Regions from separate parts of the Homo sapiens genome. Here region 2 is linked to region 1. Evidence: chromatin loops called from intact Hi-C (ENCODE). Cell type or tissue: heart right ventricle. All regions are shown on one strand. Links, peaks and the distances in the headings refer to the core of each region. The heading gives the core; the rest is flanking DNA.

Region 1 (4,388 bases), core at 206-4,205:
AATCAAATGACTTATTTTTTGTCCCTTGTAGGTCTATCTGACTGTTTTGAAGCATGGTGATGGCACTACTTTAGATATTATGTTAAAAGTAAGTATATTTGAGAAGGCTCCCATTTCCTGCTTTTGAACTTGGATAGACACACAGTAAACCTCTAAATGGTTAAAAAAAAAGACAGTCCTAGAAAAGAAAGATGCATATTGTAGACATGCAAGTATTTTAAAACTGTGAGAGAATTATGTCTATCCATATATGTTATATCAGTATTATCAGTATGATGCCAAAGACATCTTACTTTTCCCCGCCTTTTTTACTCACTTTTTGCATCTGAAATCTTATTATTATTTTTTTTTTTTTTGAGACAAGGTCTCACTCTGTCACCCAGGCTAAAGTGACATAATCATGGATCACTGCAGCATCAACCTCCCAGGCTCAAGTGATCCTCCTGCGTCAGCCTTCCAAGTAGCTGGAATTATAGGAGTGTGATAACCGCATCCAGCTAATTTTTGTGTTTTTTGTAGAGAGAAGGTTTCACCATGCCCAGGCTGGTCTCAAATTCCTGGGGTCAAGTGATACACCCACCTCAGCCTCCCAAAGTGCTGGGATTACAGGCATGAGCTACTGTGCCCAGCTGAAATTTTAACACTGAAATAAATGTTCGTTTTGATTAACAAGTCACTTTCTTTAAATTTTATCTTCAGTGTAAACTTACTTGGGGTTCTGCCCATTTTAAGCAAAACGTTTGTTTCTGTGCTTAGGTTCTGTGCTTAGGTTTGTTTTTGTGCTTAGAAAAGGGATAGACAGATGATGATCAAGTGTCTCAAGCATTTGAGCTATGGCAGGGTCCTTTATTAATAGACAGGAAATTAATTCACCTGCCTTCATAGCCTCTCTAGTTTTCCCAGAGTAATTGGCATATAATTAAGCTCTGACTTAGACAAAATATAGATAAAACTTTCCATGTCCTCATAATGGCAGCAGTGTTTGCAACTTTGAATCAATAGTAGTACTGTGAAGCAAATGCTATCTCCAGTCCCTATTCATACAGTTCCGGTCTATAAAGAAATGGCTTGAGTGCACTGGCTACATTAGAGGTGGAGGTAGCCGAATCTACTTTTTAATCATTAAATAAAATGTGCAAAATGTGCCTAAAAACCCATTTGTTAAAAGATCCACGCTTAGGACAGGAGTGGAATGTGCTTTACTGTCTCTACCTTTCATGGATTAACAACACTCTTCTGACTTACAGGGAGTTCATGATAATCAGCTTCACTGTAGAAATAGCTCTAATGATCATAATTGCAGATCTAAATTCTGATATTTTGGTTTTAAACAAATCCTCTGAAAAATGATTAGGATGTCTGAAAATAAAAACTTTAAGAAACTGTACCTCAAAATGTACTGCTTTACCCATGTTGTAATAGGTTTACTTTCTTTCTTTTTTTTTTTTTTTTTTTTTTTGAGACGGAGTCTCACTCTGTCACCAGGCTGGAGTGTAGTGGCACGATCTTGGCTCACTGCAACCTCTGCCTCCCGGGTTCACGTGATTCTCCTGCCTCAGCCTCCCAAGTAGCTGGGACTACAGGCACCCGCCACCACACCCAGCTAATTTTTGTATTTTCAGTAGAGACGGGGTTTTACCATATTGGCCAGGCAGGCCTCGAACTCCTGACCTTGTGATCCACCCGACTCGGCCTCCCAAAGTGCTGGGATTATAGGCATGAGCCACCATGTCTGGCCTGCTTTCTAAGAATATAAAAGTTATATTTGGGAGAGCTGGGCACGGTGGCATGCACCTATATTTCCAGCTTCTCAGGAGGCTGAGGCAGGAGGAGCGCTTGAGCCCAGGAGTTCAAGGCTGCAGGGAGCTATGATTGTGCCACTGCACTCCAGCCTGCGTGACAGAGCAAGACCCTATCTTAAAAAAGACCCTAAAAAAAGTTAAATTTGGGTTTACTTTCCACCTGAACATTAAGGTCCCTTCTCAGTCTTAATATTCTGTGAACCTGTATACTATAAATGATATGTATGAAATGGGATATTTGATTTTTTTCCATCTATTCCATGATGATATGGAAAAAAATAGGGGTTCTGTAAATTTCATGGCAGATACATTGATATTTTCATGTCATGGCACTTTTAAGATTTTCCACAAGTATGTGTATTTATTCAGAGTTTGCATTTATTTAACACAAGAGAGTTCACGATAATCAGCTTCACTATGGAAATAGCTCTAATGAAGGCCGAATCATGGTTCTTCAAGAAGCCACTTGGTAAGAGATGAGGAGGGTTGTCTTATGATGGTAATTTAGGAATAATGTGGCAGAGTTAAAAAACATTAATTCATAGTATATTTGAAATGTGGTGTTAGAGTGCCATCTAGTGGACTAGAATAACAGTTCTCTATGGAGGAAAACGCTTCCTGAAAGCCAGAGGTTCAGACCTTGAATATTGGAGCTGAAAAGGGCCTTAGAAATTATCTGTCCACCCATCTCATTTTACACATGGGGAAACTGAGACCCAGAGGGATGAAGGACTTAGTCAAGATCACACAGCTAGTTAGAGGCAAAACTGGGACTAGAACCCAGATCTCCCAAGGTCCTGTCTATTTTACTGCACTGCTGCTTAGAGTCCAAAGGGGCCAGGCGTGGTGGTTCATGCCTGTAATCCCAGCACTTTGGATGGGAGGATCACTTGAGGCCAGGAGTTCAAGACCAGCCTGGGCAACATGGAGAAACTCCGGCTCTACTAAAAATAGAAAAATTAGGCCAGGCGCGGTGGCTCACGCCTGCAATCCCAGCACTTTGGGAGGCCGAGGCGGGTGTGGATCACAAGGTCAGGAGTTCAAGACCAGCCTGGCCCAAATGGTGAAACCCTGTCTCTACTAAATATACAAAAATTCGCCGGGTGTGGTGGCGGGCGCCTGTAGTCCCAGCTACTCAGGAGGCTGAGGCAGGAGCATTGCTTGAACCTGGGAGGTGGAGGTTGTGGTGAGCCGATATTGTGCCATTGCACTCCAGCCTGGGTGACAGAGTAAGACTCCGTCTCAAAAAAAAAAAAAGAAAAGAAAAATTAGCTAGGCGTGGTTGTAGTGAGCTGAGGTAACACCATTGCACTCCAGCATGGGCAACAGAGCGAGACTCCATCTCAAAAAAAAAAAAAAAAGAGACCAGCCTGGTCAACACAGCGAGACCCCATCTCTACTTCTTATAAATTAAAATTGTTTATTGAAAAAAAAAAAAGTGTCGAAAGGAAGAGGAAACTGAGAGCTTTGATGAGGTCTCCAGACACTCTGGTCAGTGTTAAATCTTAAGGGGTAGAAAAGATCAAAAGAGTCTAAATTGTCTTGGAGACATAGCTCTTATACATTTATAGTTCTAATTTTTAAGAATTACAACATTTTGTTTCTATGAAAAGATTTTATATACATATATACTATGGAAGATTTAGAGACTAGAAAAGTATAAAGAGGAAAATAAAACTTACCTATAGTTTAGAAAGCAGGTAGCAAAAACAGCATGTATAACATGCTCTCTTTCCAGATTTGTTAATGTACATATAGTAGTAATTTTATTTTTTTCTTTATGCTTCTCTGTCTTTCAGATATTCTGCATTCAGTATGTGCTGCTTTTGCAGTTAAAAAGTGTGAAGATGCATAATCCCACTGATCAGAAACCATCATTAATTAATACTACCATTTTGATGTATTTCCAGGGGTTCTCCCCCACCCCCTTTTTTTGGAAACACAGTCTTGCTCTGTTGTCCAGACTGGAGTGCAGTGGTACGATATGGGCTCACTGCAACCTCCACCTCAGCCTTCCAAAGTGCTAGGATTACAGGCGTGAACCACTGTGCCCAGCCATATATATATATATATTTTTTAGGATAATTCTGCTTTGTCTGCTTTCTTCACTTAAATATAAGAACATGTTTATGATATATTCTTAAAATATAACTTTCAATAATGCATTTTTATAAGTACAGTATTCATTTTCAATTTTTCACTATTATAAATTAATTTGATGATCTGGTATAAGAACACTAATGATTAGTTTGTTCTTCTAAAACAGAACATTAGCCAGATATCAATGATGTAAAGAATTTGGCTATGATAGATTTTACCTCTTAGATCTTGATGTTAAACTGGTCTGAACTAATGACAGGCTGTTCATCTGGTAGCATTTACATCTAGTGATTTACTTACTGTAACAGCAGATGACAAATTTAGTGCCAAAGCATCATTTTTTTTTTCTTTTATTTTTGAGACAGAGTCTCGCTCTCTTGCCCAAACTGGAGTGCAGTGGCACGATCTCAGCTCACTGCAACCTCCCAGGTTCAAGCGATTCTCCCGCCTCGGCCTCCCAAGTAGCTGGGATTACAGGTGGGCACC
Region 2 (4,388 bases), core at 89-4,088, 85 kb before region 1:
TAAATCTCCTTGCCTTTGACACTTTAAATAACATTTTTAAAATTGTTATTTCATTTTTATTTTTTTAGAGACAGGGCCTCACTCTGTCATCTGGAGTGCAGTGGCACCATTACAGCTCACTGCAGCCTCCATCCACCTCCTGGGCTCAAGTGATCCTCCCGTCTCAGCCTCCCGAGTAGCTGGGATCATAGGCACACGTCACCACACCTGGGCCCACTTTTTTTTTTTTTTTTTTGAGACAGAGTCTCGTTGTCGCCCAGGCTGGAGTGTAGTGGCGTGATCTTGGCTCGCTGCAACCTCCGCCTCCCGGGTTCAAGCGATTCTCCTGTCTCAGCCTCCCTAGTAGCTGGGACTACAGGCACATGACACTATGCCAGGCTAATTTTTGTATTTTTAGTAGAGATAGGGTTTCACCATATTGGCCAGGCTGGTCTCGAACTCCTGACCTCGTGATCCACCTGCCTCAGCCTCCCAAAGTGCTGGGATTACAGGTGTGAGCCACCGTACCTGGCCCTGGCCCCCCTTTTTAAAGATAATTTCAGTTACATTATATATATATATATATATATATATATATGCATTTGTATATATACCTCCTCAATTTGCAAGGTATCTACAGAACTGAGAGAGCCACAGATAGTTCACCATTAAAGAGGCCATGATTGCTGAAGGATCTTTTAGTTTAAAAAGAAACAAAGATGAAAATGGGGAAAAGGTGAAACATCCCATTTTATTTATTTATTTATTTATTTATTTATTTATTTTGAGACAGAGTCTCACTCTGTCGCCCAGGCTGGAGTGCAGTGGCGCAATCTCGGCTCACTGCAACCTCCACCTCCAGGGTTCAAGCGATTCTCCTACCTCAGCCTCCCGAATAGCTGGGACAACAGGCGCCCGCCACCAAGCCCGGCTATTTTTTTTTTTTTTGTATTTTTAGTAGAGACGGGGTTTCACCATATTGGCCAGGCTGGTCTTGAACTCCTAACCTTGTGATCCGCCCGCCTCGGCCTCCCAAATTGCTGGGATTACAGGCGTGAGCCACCGCGACCGCCCGAAACATCCCATTTTAAACATTAAATCATGGAAACAAAAATACAGTTTTTGAAATCACTCCCTCAAAAGTCCAAATCTCATTGGTTGAAGTAACCTAGATTATTAAAGGTTTTTTTTTTTTTTTTTTTTTTTGAGACGGAGTCTTGCTCTGTCGCCCAGGCTGGAGTGCAGTGGTGTGATCTCGGCTCACTGCAAGCTCCGCCTCCCGGGTTCACGCCATTCTCCTGCCTCAGCCTCCTGAGTAGCTGGGACTACAGGCGCCCGCCACCACGCCCGGCTAATTTTTTGTACTTTTAGTAGAGACGGGGTTTCACCATGTTAGCCAGGATGGTCTCGATCTCCTTGACCTCGTGATCCGCCCGCCTCGGCCTCCCGAAGTGCTGGGATTACAGGCGTGAGACACTGCGCCCGGCTATTAAAGGTTTTATAACAAAACTTTCAAATCATCCTTTGAATTTGCTACTTAACAGGAACTAAGGCCAGAGAGCCTCAAGTCAGGGCTTTTCGCTGACCTGGAGGCAGAATCCAGTTTGGGGTTTTGCTTGTAACTGGTATTTTATGCATGCGACCCTGGCTGAACTGACCAACTGCGTAGGCTTCAATTTCCCGAGGGCCCCTTATGCCTTTCCTTCCTCTGATCAAGCCCTTCCCGGCTCCTTCCAGTTGGAAGGCCGCCCCCAGTCCTGAGCGGCGCCGACAGGTGCAGCGCCCGCCTCCAGCCCTGCGCTCGCGCGAGCAACCCGACGCCCTCCCGCCCCGCCGGCCGCGCCCTCGTCCTCGCCGCTCCGCCCTCTGCCCAGGCGTGCGCGCGCACTCCACGGGGGCGCGCCCGGCCGGCGGGGCCGCGCACGCAGCCGCCGCCACCACTTCCCCCTCTCCCTCCCTCCTTGCGGGCCCTCCTCCCCTTCCCTCCCCTCCGCCCCCTTCCCCGTAGGCAGCCCGCCCGCCAGTCCGCCCGCACCGCCTCCTTCCCAGCCCCTAGCGCTCCGGCTGGGTCTCTCCCCCGCCCCCCAGGCTCCCCCGGTCGCTCTCCTCCGGCGGTCGCCCGCGCTCGGTGGATGTGGCTGGCAGCTGCCGCCCCCTCCCTCGCTCGCCGCCTGCTCTTCCTCGGCCCTCCGCCTCCTCCCCTCCTCCTTCTCGTCTTCAGCCGCTCCTCTCGCCGCCGCCTCCACAGCCTGGGCCTCGCCGCGATGCCGGAGAAGAGGCCCTTCGAGCGGCTGCCTGCCGATGTCTCCCCCATCAACTACAGCCTTTGCCTCAAGCCCGACTTGCTGGACTTCACCTTCGAGGGCAAGCTGGAGGCCGCCGCCCAGGTACAGCGACCCTCGGGCCCCGGGGCAAGCTGCGGGGCGAGCAGTTAGGCCGCGCCCGCGGGCTGGACTCAGGGCCCGGCCGGGAGGGCGGGCGGGCCTCGGGTCGGGGCTGGGCGGCCGCAGGGCGCCGGGTTCGGCGTGCTCTGCCTTGCTCTGTTGGGGCTGGGGCTGGGGCTGGGGCTGGGGCCGGGGCAGGGACCGTGGCCGGAGCTGAGGCTGGGGCTCGGGCTGGGGCCGCGCTGCGGGAGCTCTGGGGAGCCGGCGGCCCGGCCATTGCGCCCCTCCCCGGCGAGCACACCTGTGTGGGGCTTTCCCCCCCGCCCCGGACCCTTCTGGGCTTGATAGTGTTCCGGGGGAGGCTGGAGGGTGTTGGGGGAGGACGGAGAGGTCATGGGAGTCCCCGCTCTGCCTCAACCACCTGACTCAGTTCTTTCTTTGGTTTCTCTCTACACCTCTCGGGTGATAGATTGGAGGGGGTGGTCATTTGGGACTCTGGCCGCCGCGTTGGAGCGACGAGGGGAGCTTCTAGAAGGGGGGGGAGAGGGTGAGAACGAGAATGTTAATCCCAGGCAGCCTCGCTGACTTCTCCCCGCCTGCTCCAGCCCAGGGGCTGGGTTTCCAAGATGATCCGCCCCCTCCCCCTTTCCCTCAAGTGACAGTGCAGCAGTGACTTTGTTCTCTCTTAACCTCCAGAGAAGCTGCGGGAGGACCCCATCTCCGCTTTTCCACCTATCTTCCTAGCTTTGCGGCCTTCGAAGCTGGTGGATTTATTGCTACCGTGATGGTTGCTTAGCAGTACCTTCCTCTCCCAAGAAGCTGGCTGGGCGCGGTGGCTCATGCCTGTAATCCCAGCACTTTGGGAGGCTGAGGCGGGCGCACTTGAGGTCAGGAGTTCGGGACCAGCCTGACCAACATGGTGAAACCCCCGTCTCTACTAAAAATACAAAAATTAGCGGGGCGTGGTGGCGGGCCCCTGTAATCTCAGCTACTCGGGGGCTAAGGCAGGAGAATCACTTGAACCCGGGGGGCAGAGGTTGCAGAGTCGAGATCGCGCCACTGCATTCCTGCATTCCAGCCTGGGCGACAGAGTGAGACTCCGTCTCAAAAAAAAAAAAAAAAAAAAAAAGGAAAGAAAGAAGCTATTAGTTATAACATACCACCGGTGAAAATATTCCATTACTCTTCACTGCAGTTTTTGGTGAATCATACTCCACTCCCTCCTCCCGCAGCATTATCTGAAGTATTGTTTGATTTTGGAGACCATCAGTATAGATGCCCGACAAACATCCTGCACAATAGGCATTTATGATACTATGTAATAGGAAGCCTGTAATAAAAATGGGAACTGTTTGATAGTTATCTGTAAATAGAATGTTAGTAAATATATTTTGTTTCATTTCTCTTCCTACTGCAGTCTGGGGTCGGGGGAAATCAGTAGGCTCCCACCTTAAAGAACATGGTGTATATAGTAATGAAATGAAGTGAAGACTGGTGCTCGAATGAATTGAATGTTGGTAGTTGTCTTTGAAAAACCAAGAGGGTACGGTACTCAGATTAAAAATATGTCTAAAAGTACAGAATTTAAAAGTATAGTTATCTATACTTATCTGTGATAGATAACTATAGCTGTCACATTTGGAGCACTGGTGTGAAAGCAAGAGGGCTCTAGGATTTGGCAGCATCAAAAGGCAGAACTTAGTGAAAATCAGGTGATTTAAAATTTTTCCATTAAGAATATGAATCAGAACGAATGCATCTTGGGTCTAAATTAGAATTTGAGAAGGTTATTTGGGAAACTGTGGCTTAAGCCAAGTGACTAGAGTGTTTGATATATATTGGCAAGGGGCAGATGGGAGGGATTGTAAACAGTAGTGTGTCTTGTGACTTGGCAAACCTTTGGGAAAGAGAACCTAGTGATGAATGAGTTCGCATTATGTGAAAAGACTAACATTAAAAAAAACATTTGTTTCTTTACCCTATTAGTTGCCAAAATGGATTCATAATTTTTGGAGGCAAACATAT

The links. Hi-C counts contacts between places; a loop is a spot of excess contacts. Peaks named below come from ENCODE experiments on the same cell type or tissue, not always from the same donor. Only the 100,000 strongest peaks of a DNase experiment are listed, where the experiment ranks them.
Region 2: it touches region 1 in a loop (4-fold over the local background); 4 of 110 quality-filtered maps call a loop at or near these places.

What each region holds. Positions count from the first base shown.
Region 1 is chr17:47,613,638-47,618,025 of GRCh38, forward strand. NPEPPS (aminopeptidase puromycin sensitive) reads left to right here. Exons shown (of 23, transcript NM_006310.4): 19 at 32-88. Among named protein-coding and RNA genes, the nearest start is that of KPNB1-DT, 34 kb to the right of the region's middle. RefSeq lists an enhancer at 2,344-2,845. In heart right ventricle, for the core only: CTCF peaks have their summits at 2,391 (motif pointing left) and 2,593; no DNase peak of the experiment used is centred there.
Region 2 is chr17:47,529,190-47,533,577 of GRCh38, forward strand. It overlaps NPEPPS (aminopeptidase puromycin sensitive), which reads left to right and starts at 1,919. Exons shown (of 23, transcript NM_006310.4): 1 at 1,919-2,366. The coding sequence starts at 2,112. RefSeq lists silencers at 2,429-2,578, 2,609-2,788. In heart right ventricle, for the core only: no CTCF peak of the experiment used is centred there; DNase peaks (open chromatin) are centred at 1,912, 2,432, 2,542 and 2,982; H3K4me3 peaks cover 2,626 bases; H3K27ac peaks cover 2,524 bases.